2 separate regions of the Homo sapiens genome follow, and region 1 is linked to region 2. Evidence: chromatin contacts called from ENCODE Hi-C or POLR2A ChIA-PET data. All regions are on one chromosome and are shown on one strand. The core of a region is the stretch at or near the end of the contact, and the rest is flanking DNA. Distances in the headings are between cores, read along the strand shown. Region 1 overlaps TBC1D22A (TBC1 domain family member 22A). Region 2 overlaps TBC1D22A (TBC1 domain family member 22A).

The links. Hi-C counts contacts between places; a loop is a spot of excess contacts on that map. ChIA-PET counts read pairs that join two places held with the same protein, here RNA polymerase II (POLR2A). Pooled maps may share reads with other maps.
Region 1: a loop to region 2 is called in a map of endothelial cell of hepatic sinusoid, with 10 times the contacts of the local background. The contact joins two enhancer-like sites. A Hi-C loop is called at or near these places in 4 of 168 maps with a recorded cell type or tissue (Caco-2, body of pancreas, endothelial cell of hepatic sinusoid and 1 more) and 2 of 50 pooled maps. POLR2A ChIA-PET finds 5 or more read pairs at or near these places in 1 of 52 experiments (activated CD8-positive, alpha-beta T cell).

The regions. Positions count from the first base shown.
Region 1 is chr22:47,150,238-47,156,891 of GRCh38, reverse strand. All of the region lies in intron 12 of TBC1D22A (TBC1 domain family member 22A), which reads right to left. Among named protein-coding and RNA genes, the nearest start is that of TBC1D22A-AS1, 240 kb to the right of the region's middle. RefSeq lists an enhancer at 1,134-2,333. Within about 2 kb of position 2,216, at least 10 of the 41 ENCODE cell types and tissues checked have a DNase peak (open chromatin) inside an H3K27ac peak, as active enhancers do.
Region 2 is chr22:47,102,096-47,109,112 of GRCh38, reverse strand. The region is part of intron 11 of TBC1D22A (TBC1 domain family member 22A); the gene reads right to left. Among named protein-coding and RNA genes, the nearest start is that of TBC1D22A-AS1, 190 kb to the right of the region's middle. Within about 2 kb of position 1,477, at least 2 of the 41 ENCODE cell types and tissues checked have a DNase peak (open chromatin) inside an H3K27ac peak, as active enhancers do.

The sequences.
Region 1 (6,654 bases), core at 967-3,466, 47 kb before region 2:
ACAGAAGGAGACGGCAAATGGGTGCAGCATGCAGACCCTGCTGAGCATCGGGTGGTCGGCGCGGGCAGCAGTGGCTCCCGGGTAGCAGCTGAGGGGCCGGAGAAGGGGAGGGCTGCCGGATGGCTACGCAGGCAAGTGCACTTACACGGATCCATCAGGTGACAGTGTGACCCAGCCCGGGGAGGGAGACTGTGCTGTGAGGGTAGAGAGGGACACCCCCAGGAGTGGACAGGAGAAGGGTGCAGGGAGGGGAGTTCTGACAGCCTCAGGCCCACCCTCACCTCCCCAGCCTGCCCCAGGTCCCTCTTCTGGTCGCCTCTGTGAGGCTGCCCATCCTGGTGTTCACTCCGGCCAGCCTCAAGCTAGGCATCGATCTAACAACTGTGAGGTGTCCTCCACACCCACCATGTCCGAGGGAGGAGACGGCCGCTCAAGAAGCCTAGCGACAGCTCAGGGTCAAGCAGCCGGCCCGTGGCAGGGCTGCCGCCTCCCCCATCAGCAGGGCTGCCCTCTCGAGCCACTGGACCTGACTACCATACAACCCTGTCTCTCGGAGAGGGTTACAGGGGCTGTCCCCACTAAATGTGTCCCTACTTGGCCCTGAAACTTAGAATGACATCTTCACGTGGAAGCCAGGAGCCTGAACTGCTGTCAGATAGTCCAGCCCCTGATTGGTCCCAGCCCAGACACTACCTGTCACCTTCCGCAGAGCCTGTGAAACCATGGGGTATGGGTTTTCTGTGGGCGGTCAACACTGACCAGCTTCTCCAAGAGATAAGAAGCCCTGCCTTCAGCCATCTGGGAGGACAGGAAACTCCACGTGGGGAGGGGGCTCACCAGCAGGGGGAGGGGCTGAGTGGGAGGCACTTGATGAACCCGGTGTCACACATAACACGACGCTGGGCACACACCACAGACGTAGGAGGGCCGTAGAGGTCCTGGTAGGAAAACTGCCTATGAAAAGTTCATCCTTATTTACCTTATTTTTAACCTTTCTATCACACTCAATGCCCTTTTAACTAGGAGATCAAAGAATACAGAATACCACCTGATACACAGAAGACAAGAAGGTAGCTCCGCACAGAAAGGTCAGGCTGCGCCCGTCCGCACCACCGCCCCTGAGGGTGGGCACTCGGGTGGGGGTCTGCGCTGGCGCCAGCCCATCCTCTGTCTTGTGAGCACAGGAGACCGTGGGAGAACGGCCGTGGTGTCTGGGAAGAGGGGCTTCCTTTGCCCCTTTGCAGGCTGCTGTGATGTCAAGTGTTACGCGTCCTCGCCGGCCCTCATGCCTTTGAGTTCTGTCAGTGACGATGCAACCATCTGCCCAACATGGTCACTGGTCCACAGTGGCCGGGCATCCCCAGGGCGGCTCCCACCTCCCTCCCTCTCTCCCACTCCCAGACCATCCTGGGAGCCCGGAGTGCAGGCTCTGATAGCCGATTTCTTTGACAATCCAGTTATTAGTTTGAAAATCTTGTGACGTTCTGGACCAAACCAGGGCTAAAAATAAAAAGACAGTGACAGCCAGCCGGGACAGGGTGGCAGCTGCCAGAGCTGGCCAGCCCGCCGGGAGGACAGCCCTGGGAAGGTGACACCTCAATACATCCGCCTTCCGAGGAGTCTCTCATGGCACAGCGATGTATACTGTCCTTGTAATTCATTTCATTTTTTTTTTTTCCAAAAAAGGAATTCTAAAGAGAAAAGCGCCTTTCAGTGCTGAAAACATGGGCTCGGCATGGAGCGTCCCCATCACGCTGCCCTTCCATTTCATCCCTAGGCACACGGCTGAGACTTCTGATCAACACACAGAGGACACTGCAAATCCTGGCGCAGCCCTTCGTCTTTTTCAGCCCGTGAAGACTTCCTGCCTTGCGGTGTTTGGGGCCAAGATGCTGTGGCCACGTCATCCCTGGAGATGCCGCTCAAGAAATGCCCAGCGGGCAGCAGGGAAGGACGCCCACTTCTAGAGGAGGCACCCTCAGTCAGGTGCTTATCTACAAGGCTCTTCCCACAGCGATCCCGAGTGAAAACGCCAGAGGACAAGGCCAGGTCTGCCAGGCTGCTTCTGCTCCTAAAGCAGAAATCACCAGGAGGGGGCCGCTGAGAGTGGGGAGGGGAAGAGCAGCCGTGTGGGCTGTGTTTCTGGCATCCCGGACCTTGGGCACATGTCCCAGAGCAGCCGCCATCACTCCCTGCCTAACAGAGCTGCCGTCTGAACTCGGACAGCTCCGGGCACATTGCCTGCTAAAGGCAACCGCTACCTGCTCCAGGGCAGGCTGACAGGACAGGCACTGCTGGGGTCCCCCAGCTTCCTGAGGGCTTCAGGGAGCCAGCCTGGCACGCTGTCGGGTTTGGGGCTGGGATGGACAGTGTCTGCACATTGCCAGCCCCATACTAGGTGATGTTTAAGGAAGGGGGAAAACTGCAGTCAAAGAGTCGTAATTTCAAGCGGGGGGGCATTTCCAGGCCATGACAGTGTCCCGCGCGTGACAAGTAAAGGCTGCAGCTACGGTCAGTCAGAGATGAAACCAAGCCAAACGTCACGACACAGAGCTCAGAGGGTGAGCAGGTCACTCATGGCTCAGACTCACTCAGCGCGTGGCAGGGCCATACCAGGACACTAGGAACAGCTCTCAAAAGCGCAGAGTGTGAGGAGGTGGGCTGGAGGGGAGGGTGACAGGGGCACACAGGACCGCCCTGCTCCGGGGACATGTCTGTTCCTCAACAGCAGGAAGGAGAAGTCATGGCCTGGAGACAGTGCTGGAGGCCCAGGAGGTCCCGGAGCTCCCCTGCTCCCGCCAGCCACGCGCCCTCTTCCTGGCCCTCCTCATCCACTCGCAGTCACAGCTACTCACATCTCCTCCTACTCTCTCACAGCCACTCACACCTCCTCCTACTCTCTGCCCACCCTCCCATGCCCAAGAGTGACTTCTGCGGACCTTCAGAGCCACAGGCCAGTCCAGTGTCCCCGGACCTCCCACAGGCTCTGTCCACTCCCCGCCTCCACACGGGACTCATCGTCACCCCTGTCAAGCTGCCTTTGCCCTTGTGGGTCTTTACCTTGATCTCTGGCGACAGCACTCGGCCAGTCACCCAATAAACAAATGCAGACATCGTCCCCAGTTTCTTCTCCTTCTTCTCTGACCTTGCCCTGTGCCCCCTCCCCCAGCCATTGCAATCTGTCACCACACCCTGCGGGTTCTAGGCACACCTCCTAGGCATCCTGCAAACGCACCTGCTTCCCGGCTCACTCCTGGGTGGTATCTCTCATCTTTCGCTTGCACGACGGCCACAGCTCCTCCCTTTTCCCTTGCCCGTCCACCTGCATGGCCGCCTCCTTACCTCTTTCCCCCTCGAACCCACCTCCCCCAGGCAGACCGGGCCCCCTTCTCTCACGCCTTTCTGCCTGCAGCCTCTCCTGGCCCCTGGGTCACCGCCCATGCTGTTTCCTCTGCTTGGAGCACCATGGCAGGGGCTGCCAAGTACCACTCAACAGCCATTCAGCCACCCTCCCCGTCTTTAGGAACAGAACTTTAATTTTCTTCATGAAAGGAGGCACAAGCCCTGCTAAAATACTGCATTTCCCGGGCTCCCTTGAAGTCAGATATGACCACATGACTCAGTTCATGAACGTGAGCTGCATTTGGAAGCAGTGGGTGGAATTCAGGAGAAGCTTATAGAGGAAGCTGTCTTGGCAGGGAAAGGTGCCTTTTATCCTCCTGCTGCCAGGCTGGACTATGGATGCAATGGCTGGAGTTTCAGCAGCCATCTCAGGCCACGAGGTGCCTCTGAGAATGGAAGCCACAGACAGCAGAGAAGACAGAAAGGAAACTGTGTTTCTGAAAGCACCGAGGCTGCTGTTCCAGCCTGGAACTGCCTGCCTCGGACCTCCTTTAATATCAGAATGAAATCGGCTGTGATTTTTTTTTTCCTTTTCTTGTCCTATTCAGTCAATCCTCGTTCCAATTAGCCCGAGTGCTTTTCTCCCACAGCTAACGCTCTCAGGGGGTCTCCCTTCCAGCAAGCTTCCCGTGACCCACCCTGGCATCCTGCGTCTCCCCCGAAGGGTCACAGACATCTGGACCCCGTCCCTCCTCTGCTCTGCCGCCACGGCCGATGCTTTCTCTCTCAGAGGCCCCGTGCCCGGGCCTGTAAAATGGGAAAACGCCACCTTTCTCATCACGAGAGTTAAATGAGATGACAAATATAAATGGGCCAAGCACACTCAGTAAATACTAGTTCCATCTCATAAGCAAGGAGAGCCACCAAGAGTGGCCCTAAGTGTGGCTTTGGGACTTAGAAGCGACAGAGAGCGCAACTGCGACAGCCTCGTCAGGACCAGCTACGTGGGGGGTTGTGGCCGGCCAGAAACTCTCTAGTGAATGTGCCTGTGGGCTGAGGGGTCACCATCCCATGGAAGCGGGGAGCAGCTGAGATGCCATGACCAGCCACCGACGCCCGCCAGCCACAAGCAGAGGAGGAACCCACTTCGGCCTGGGGACCCTGAGCTTGCGCTGATCTGACACGGTGCCCCCAGGGGCCAGGGGGGGAACCCCGTAGGAGGCTGCGGTGGTTTCTCACCCAGGGAAGAGGAATCCACTGCGCTGACCCAGTCTGGATTTTTGAACCCATTGTTTTGAACGCATGACTGAGAGATATAACCTTGTATTGGTCAACCCAACCTGAGGACAAAAAGATCTGCTTCCCAACATTAGTAACAATTTATCTCAGAGCACTTAACCAGGAAGCAATAGGTCTTCAGAATAAAAAGAGAACCGTGGAGCCCTAGGACCGGGTTCTAGTCAGATACACGCAGGAGAGTGGGTGAGGTCCAGGCAGGCAGACAGCCCAGAGGAACCCTCACACGGGCTGCCACCAGCAGAGTAAGGCCCAGACCACGGCCGCACACGCTCCTATGCACACGGCCCTCTGCAGTGGGCCCTTCTATCTTCAGAAGCTGAGACCCCAGAGGTGACATTGCTGGCCCCATCAGCTTGAAAAGTGCAGGTCACTGGGCTGCACTGCCACGTCCACACCGCGAAGGGGTCCTCCCCGTCCCCTGGGTGACGCTGCTCTTTCCCGACAGGCCGGCATGGTGGCTTTATGCTCTCCGTTCCCCCAGGGGTCTTCTTCAACCCCAGAGCAGACGCAGGGCTTCCAGGAGAGTAAGGTCACTGGTGACCACACAGGTCTGAAAGAGCTTCAGGGGAAATGACTCATGGAACCTCCCTGAGCCCCACAGGAAGAAGCCCTGGCTCAGCAGCCAGCACAGCCCAGTGCTCAGGACCCCCAGTGAGGCCCCCTGGAGAGGGGCCACGAGGGAGCCCAGGTACCAGAGCCTCTCCCAGCCATGGACCAAGCTTCCAAGGCTACCTTTAAACATGTAGCAATATTGATTTTCAAGTTGATTTCATAGATTCACTAGCAAAATGATCTTTTTCCTTGTAATATACATTGTGAAAATTATTCAATTTCCCGAGTTGTTCAAGTCTGCGTTCTCACATTGATTTTTCTGCTGCCTGGGAGGGCAGGAGGAAGGCATGCAGTGGGGCTGCGATCTGGAAAGGTCGGTTCTGCGTGAGTGCGCCGGGAAGCCGCTGGCCTGCCTCACCCGGGAAGGTGGAGAGTACACGGGTGGGCGCTGAGTGTCACACAGAACCCCACACCACGCAGCGTTTAAAAGTGTGTTCAGATCAACAGTCTGGTGAGGCTCTGGGCCCGCACAGCCAGGCTCGCAGGAATCTGCACGAACCCAGCAGGTCTAGGTCCCTTTCCTTTAAGCGGAGCGGGTTGCTCCCCACGCAGCTCACAGGCCCCTCAGCCTCTGAGGGGCCACAGCGGATCCCACATCCTCTCTGAGACCCCATGGCCCCAGCATCACAGCAGGAAGAGCAAGGCCATCAGTCACGCCAGGTGCCTGAGGCAGAAGCACAAGGCCTCTGTGCTGGCCACACAGCCACATGCACGCCACGTGAGGGCCACAGAGTTCCCACGGAAGGAAGAGAATGGCACCATCATTCAGCAGGGTGGTGGGGGCGGAGGTCTCTAGCTATCTGGTCCCAAGGGAGGGTCACACGCACGGGAGCCCCGTGGGTGCAGGGGACGATGCTGGGGGTGGGAGTGGGGCACTTGGTGACCCACAGAGAAGGGTCTGGCTCAGAAGGGGGCTGGGGAGACCGCGTACTGGCCTTGAGCTAGCGCTGCAGCCCACCAGCCCATGCCAGGCTCTTGTGGAGCTGTGGCACACGTGCTTGTGGCCCACAAGTGGGCAAGCCAACGAGCAGACAGCTCGGCGAGAAGGCCCAGGCACCCAGGTGCAGAGGCGGCTCGGCAGAAGTACCGTGGCACAGGGACTCCGGTGCCACCCAGCAAGCCCGGCCACCCAGACCGCCTCAGGTGTACGCGGGCTCGAGAGCTGTTCTAGACGGAACTGGGACACTCCTGGAGCAGAGATGGGAGCACACAGGGTGAGTCCTGGGTCACGTGTTTGCGGACTTTTGAGATGTCCAAAAGATGAACTCGGGGGGCCTCAGAGGCCGGCTCCAAGCTGCCTGGAGCCCTCGCCACCCCACTGTGAGTGCAGCCAGGAGGGCCGCCCACTCCCCAGTGCCCTCCAAATCTGACTTCTGGTTGGCAGTATTTGGTTCCTGCTTT
Region 2 (7,017 bases), core at 228-2,727:
CTAGTCAGGAGGAAGGAGTCTAATATGACTAAAACTACCTATCAGTTTTTGTTCGGTAATGTATCTTAAACAGCTCTCCTGAGGTATAACTCTCATACGATAAACTTTATATATTTCAGGCCGGGTGCAGTGGCTCACGCCTGTAATTCCAGCACTTTGAAAGGCCGAAGCGGGCGGATCACAAGGTCAGGAGATCAAGACCATCCTGGCTAACACGGTGAAACCCCGACTCTACTAAAAATACAAAAAATTAGCTGGGCATGGTGGCGGGTGCCTGTAGTCCCAGCTACTCGGCAGGCTGAGGCAGGAGAATGGCATGAACCTGGGAGGCGGAGCTTGCAGTGAGCCGAGATCGAGCCACTGCACTCCAGCTTGGGTGACAGAGCAAGACTCCGTCTCAAAAAACAAAAAACAAAACAAAACATGTTTACATATTTCAAGTTTATAATTTGATAAGTTTTGATATACGCATATAGCTGTGAAAACACCATCACAACCGAGGTAGTGGACATATCTATGGCTCCAAAGGTTTCTTTGTGCCCATTTGTAAATCCTCCCTTTGAGCCCTCCCAGTCCCAGAATATCACTGACTTACTTGTGTCACTATACATTAGCTTACATTTCCAATATTTTCAAATAAAGGGAATCATATAATACACATTTGGTTTTGGTCTGGCTTTTCCACACAGGGTGATTACCTTAGATTCATCCATGACACTGCACGGACGAATAGATCATTTCTATACATGCTGAGCAGCACCCACTGCTTGGATATACCACAGTTTGTTTATCCATTCATCTGTTGATGGACTGAATTGTTTCTAGCTTGGGGCTACTATGCAGAGAGATGCCATGAACATTTGTGTACTCATCTTTGAATGGACATAGGCTTTCATTTTGCTTGGATAAATACTTAGGAATAGAACAGCTGGATCATATGGTAGGAGTATATTTACCTTTTGAAAAAACTGCCACTAGTTTTGATATAAACCTTTTATCAAATACATGCTTTGCAAATGTTTTCTCCCCATGCCTCCTCTTTTCGTCCTCTTAATAGTGACTTTTGAAGATCGTGGGTTTTAAATTTTGGTGAGGGTCAACCTAGTACTTTGTTCTTTTACAGATCATGCTGTTGGTGTCTTATCTAAAAAATCATTGCCTAACTCAAGGGCATAAAGGTTTTCTTCTAGAAGGTTTATAAAGTTTTACTTTAGATCTATAATCCATTTTGAGTTAATTTTTGTATATGGTAAAAAGTATGGAAGTTCATTTGTATGCACATGGATATCCAATTGTTCCAGCAATTTGCTGAAAGACTAAACTTCAGCTAGTGCTAGTCCTCACTTGTGTCTTCTTCTTTTTCAAGGCTGCTCTGGCTATTCCATATCTTCTGCATTTCTGTGTAAGTTTTAGAACCTGTTTTGTCAATTTTTACAGAAAAGCTTGCTGGGATTTCTGACTCATGACCATAGCATAGCTCTTAATCAGTCTTCTGACTCATGACCATGATATAGCTCTTCGTTTAATCAGATCTTCTTTCTCTTCACCAGTGTTTTATAGTTTTCTCACTACAGGTCTATTATATCTGTTTTTAGATTTTCCCTAACAGGTTCATATTTTTGATGATATTGAAAATAGGGTCCTAAAAACCTCGATTTCTGCTTGTTGGTAGTTGTTGGGTTCCCCTCTATTCTTTATTTCCTTATATTTCTCTCATAACTAGCACAGCACTGGGTTTTTAAACTCCAGCCATGCTTTCTAACCAAAGATCTTGGTCCCTGCTGGCTGTGACTCCTGATACATTCAGGTTAATTCACATGCTCTCATTTCGAGGTTTCCAACTGTTCTACTTTTTCTAGCATTTGTCTTTCTGGCCTACATGTGGACTAATCTACTTCCCTCTACATTCTAATGCCCTAACCCCAATGAATCTGGAAGTTAATGAATTGTTTCTATTATTTTAATAGCCCCTCTACAAATTTTAACATGTATATTTAACTTAATGATCTAAAATGAATTGTTATCTTTATCCTCCTCCCAAACAGTACAAAAAATTAAGAATATTTTAATTCTAGTCATACCAGCACCACACACTGACCTAATCTTCCCTAGCTATGTACTCATGGTTTCCAGAATTTCAGTTCCATTGTGACTTTTGTTTTTTGTTTTGTTGTGTTTTTTGAGATGGAGTCTCGCTCTGTCGCCAGACTGGAGTGCAGGGGCATGATCTCGGCTCACTGAAACCTCCTCCCAGGTTGTAGAGACGAGGTTTCAACATGTTGGCCAGGATGGTCTCGATCTCTTAACCCTGTGATCCACCCACCTCAGCCTCCGAAAGTTATAAATGGAGATCTTCTTCTTGTTCTTTCATATATGTTTGTTTAGAGTTATTCATGACTTTACCCTTTTTTTTTCCTCATTATTTCTTCTTGCACCTAGACCTTTCTTTGGAAATTATTATCCTTCTTTAAATTCAACCTTTAGAAGCTCCTTTAATGAGAGGGTTTTAGGGTCTTTTGGTTGTAAACCCTCTCAGAGTTCATTTGTCTAAAAATGTCTTTATTCTCATTCTTGAAAGATAGTTTGCTGGATATATTGTTCTAAGTTGGTTATTATTTTAAAAGATGATACTCTATCATCTTCTAGCCTCCGCTATTGAATGCTATCAATCTATTTGTCATTCCTTCATAAGCAATCTAACTTTCCTCTCTGGCTGCTTGTGAATAACTTCTTTGTCTTGGATGTTTTGCGGTTTCCTTGTGATATTTATTCTGCTAGAGATATTGGTCTTTCTGAATCTGGGGAATAAGTAGTTTTCATCAGTTTTGGAAATGGTCATCCATTATCTCCTATCAAACATCCATTTGCACCCATTCTCTTTATTTTCTCACAACTCAGATCATATAGAGTTGGGGTCTTTTCATTCTATCCTCCATTTCCTTTAGCCTCTCTTTTTATATCTTCCATCTCTTTGTCTTTCTGGGACAAGTACTTTCCTCAAATATCTCTTCTAGTTCATTAATAATCTCTTCAACTTTGTCACAATTTGTTTCACTTATCTATTACATTTGAACCTTGGTTATTTCTTCAATTCTGCCTTGTAAATTGATAGTTACTCCTCCTTCTTCCATTCAATACCTTTCTTTGTATTATTTAAAATGTATAAGCTTATTTTTATAGCATGTCGCAGATAATTCTAAAATCTCTGTAGATCTCTTTCTGCAGTCTGTTTTCACTGCTGATTCTTGCCCCCAGTGGCTTGCTTCCTTGTACTTCAGTGACTTCTCCTGTCATTATGCTCCTTAGAATGTATATCTATTGGAATTCTTTGAGGCTTTTCTTTGGGGAGTGGGGGGGTGGGAAACCTATATTTGCTTCTCTAGAGCCTGAGGGCCTTGTTATCCCAGACTACATTAAACCAAATTTTTAGCTTGCAATTTTTTTAGGTCAAATAAGTAACATGAACGGGGGCTCCCCCAATCCATGTGAATGTAGGATTGTAGTTGGAAATTCTGAGGAAGGGGAGGGTTCTTTCTTTCTCCTTTAACCTGGCCAAGGCTAAGAAAGACAAACACAAACAACTGTTCAGTCCCTGAACAAAACAGTCCCCAGGTTTTGACTCCTGCCAGTGGCTCATTAAAATCAACTGGCAGATACCCCTGGGTAAAGACCAGCTTTGATGTTGCTCCCCTAACTCTCTAGATTTGTATTTTCTCGAGATTTCTGGTCTCTGATAGTCTCACCTTTGTGGTTATGTTTCTTAAAAGCACACCAGCATTATTTGGTGTATTCATACCAAAAACAGGAGGGTCTTTCGGACACCACATTCACCACACCACCGGAAAGAGGAGGCTCTGCCCTATTATTTTTTTTTTAAATCCACTCATTTCAAGAATCTTAAATATGTTGCTACTGTGGCTTTGTAGTATAGGTTTGATGAGCTAGGTTTTTTTTTTATGATATTATTGACGAAAAGAATCAAACTCTGTAAAATATTTAAAGAGATTTATTCTGAGCCAAATATGAGTGACCATGGCCGATGATACAGCCCTCAGGAGGTCCTGAGAGCATGTGCCCAAGGGGGTCAGGGTGCAGCTTGATTTTGTACATTTTAGGGAGTCATGAGACATCAATCAAATACATTTAAGAAATACACTGGTTTGGTCCAGAAAGGGGGGACAAGTGAAAGGTGGCAGCAGCAACGGTCGGGGGGTTGTTCCCAGGCGATAGGTGAATTTATACATGTTCTAGTTGACAACTGGTTGAGTTTGTCTAAAGATCTGGGATAATAGAAAGGAAATGTCCAGGTTAAGATAAAAGACTGTGGAGACCAAGGTTCTTTTGAAGTCTTATAGTGGCTGCTCTTAGAGACAATAGAGAGAAATGTTTCCTATTGAATCTTTTTTTTTTTTTTTTTTGAGACAGAGTCTTTCTCTGTCGCCCAGGCTGGAGTGCAATGGTGTGATCTCAGTTCACTGCAACCTCTGCCTCCTGGGTTCAAGCGATTCTCCTGCCTCAGCCTCTGGGGTAGCTGGGATTACAGGCATGTGCCATCATGCCCAGCTAATTTTTGTATTTTCAGTAGAGATGGGGTTTCGCCATGTTGGTCAGGCTGGTCTTAAACTCCTGACCTCAGGTGATCCACTTGCCTTGCCCTCCCAAAGTGCTGGGATTACAAGTGTGGGCCACCATGCCTGGCCATCTATTGAATCTTTAAAAGGTGCTGGACTCTTAATCTCTTTAGGATTGGGAGGGCCTGGAAGAAAAAAATCTAGCTATGTTAATAGAGATTCTTTTTTGTTTTTGAGACAGAGTCTCACTCTGTCACCCAGGCTGGAGTGCAGTTGCATGATCTCGGCTGACTGCAACCTCCCTGCCTCCTGCATTCAAGCAATTCTCCTGCCTCAGCCTCCCAAGTAGCTGGGACTACAGGCACACACCACCACACCTAGCTAATTTTTTATATTTTTAGCAGAGACAGGGTTGCACCATATTGGCCAGGCTGGTCTCAAACTCCTGACCTCATGATCCGCCTGCCTCTGCCTCCCAAAGTGCTGAGATTACAGGCGTGAGCCACCGTGCCCAGCCAAGATTCTTTACAGACGCAAATTTTCCCCCACAAAGGACAGCTTTGCCATTTCCAAATATGGCAAAAAAAACACGTTTTGGGGTAAAATATTTTGAATTTCTTCTTTGTCATATAATGTTATCCCAAAGTCAGGCTGGAAAGTAAGTCATGATATATACGGTTAATTAAAACCCATCTGATGAGAATTTATGTATGGTTTGTAGGGCCTGACTCTCCAGACCCGTTAAACAGGAATTTGGGCAAGATAAAAAAAAATCAGAGCTTAGTCCTCAATACCCATTAAAACATATACAGCCATTAAAATGTTACATGTTTGTGTTGGAATTAAAATTGACCAAATATTTCAACTGAGTTTAAATGCCACTGCGACTCCTATATCCCATTCTCTGGGCACGTCAGCCCTCTCTGCACTGTAACTAGGATGCCCTTTCTAATTCAGCGGGCTCCTATCATGTCACCATTTTATTTTTAAATACCCACTGCCTTCAGGATCAAGTAGAAATGAGGCAGAGCAGACCGGACATCCGGTCCCTACCCACCCTGCATCTGGTATTCCAACCCTTTGCAGCCTTGGCTGTCTTAGGCATTCTGCTGCCCCACGAGGGAATGCTCCTGGGTTTGTTCCCCTAGATAAACCCATTCATTCTTCAGGATCTTCCCCCTTTCTCCCAGGCAGTGGGCTGTCTCCACCCCTTCTTCCCAGGAGCCCTGGCCATGTCTCCGCGGCACATGCCACACTGTCATGGTCCAGTGTGTCCCCTGTGTCAGCTTTCCCTCTGTGACCCCTTCTTCATTCTAATCCCAGCCCCAAGACTAAGAGTAGGAATGGAAACCGAACGAAATTACACACACACCCCCAAATCCACCACCTTGGGTTACCAGGAGCCTGGGGAAAGGGACAGGCTGGGTGCATGGAAGCTCGGCACTGAGAATGTACCTAGAGCAACGTACCTCTTTCTGGGGTGAGGGTGAGGGTTTGGGAGAGGGGGGAAGAAATGTGTGTCTTTCCTTTTAAATACCTTAGGTGACCTGAACAAACAAAAACCTTCAGGTATGTGAGGCCCTGAGGGAACCAGCCCTGAGTAGCACGTGATTGGTAATTAGCATTGCAAATACTGAGAAGGAAAGGTCTCCAGGAGTACTCTGGGAAGTTCCAGAATGATGGGTTCTCCAAGGAATCCTGTTTACACTCTGAATTTGCTTAACAGCCTTTTATTTAACCAGGGAGTGCAAAGGTCAGCCCCCAGCCAGCCCTCCTACCCAATCCTACTCTGAATTAGTAAGGCTGGACTGTAAATTCTGCCGCTCACAAGATGTCTCCAACCAGGGAGCAGAACTTAGGAGAGGGCATGCTTTCCCAGAAACACAGCACTGGGGGAAAACAGAGCTTTACGGCATCACTTAAGTGGATTATTTGTCTTGGATGACTTGGTAAATTATCTTAAAACTAATTTAATAAATAAAAAACTCATATCATCTATGGAAAATGGGCTTCTGCTTTAATGAGGCATAATCCAGACAATAAATATCACCCAGCACTCAGTGGGAAAACAGGGAGGCGTGAGCAGTGGCCACAGGCCAGCCCTGGGCACCTGGCCTTGGCCAGAGCCCACTCAGGACCGGGGGCTCCATCCCCTTCAGTGAGAGGCACACGCCTGGGGTGGGTCAAGCAGGAGGAGGCTGTGGCGTGGAGAAGCCCCCGGGGCTGTGGGATGAGCACTGGCTGACTCACAGGGAGGTGCGTAGCGCAAGGCCACTTCTGGCATCCCCCACCTCCATGCCACCAGGCCTGTCCTGAAAATCAAGATCTCCCCGTTCTCCAGGCTCCGGGCTACTTTGGGGAGGTAAAGGAAGGCGCCAGAGACTGAGAAAGGATCCTCAGCGATGAACCTTCAGCAGATACTCAGGACTGTTCTGCAGCAACGGCA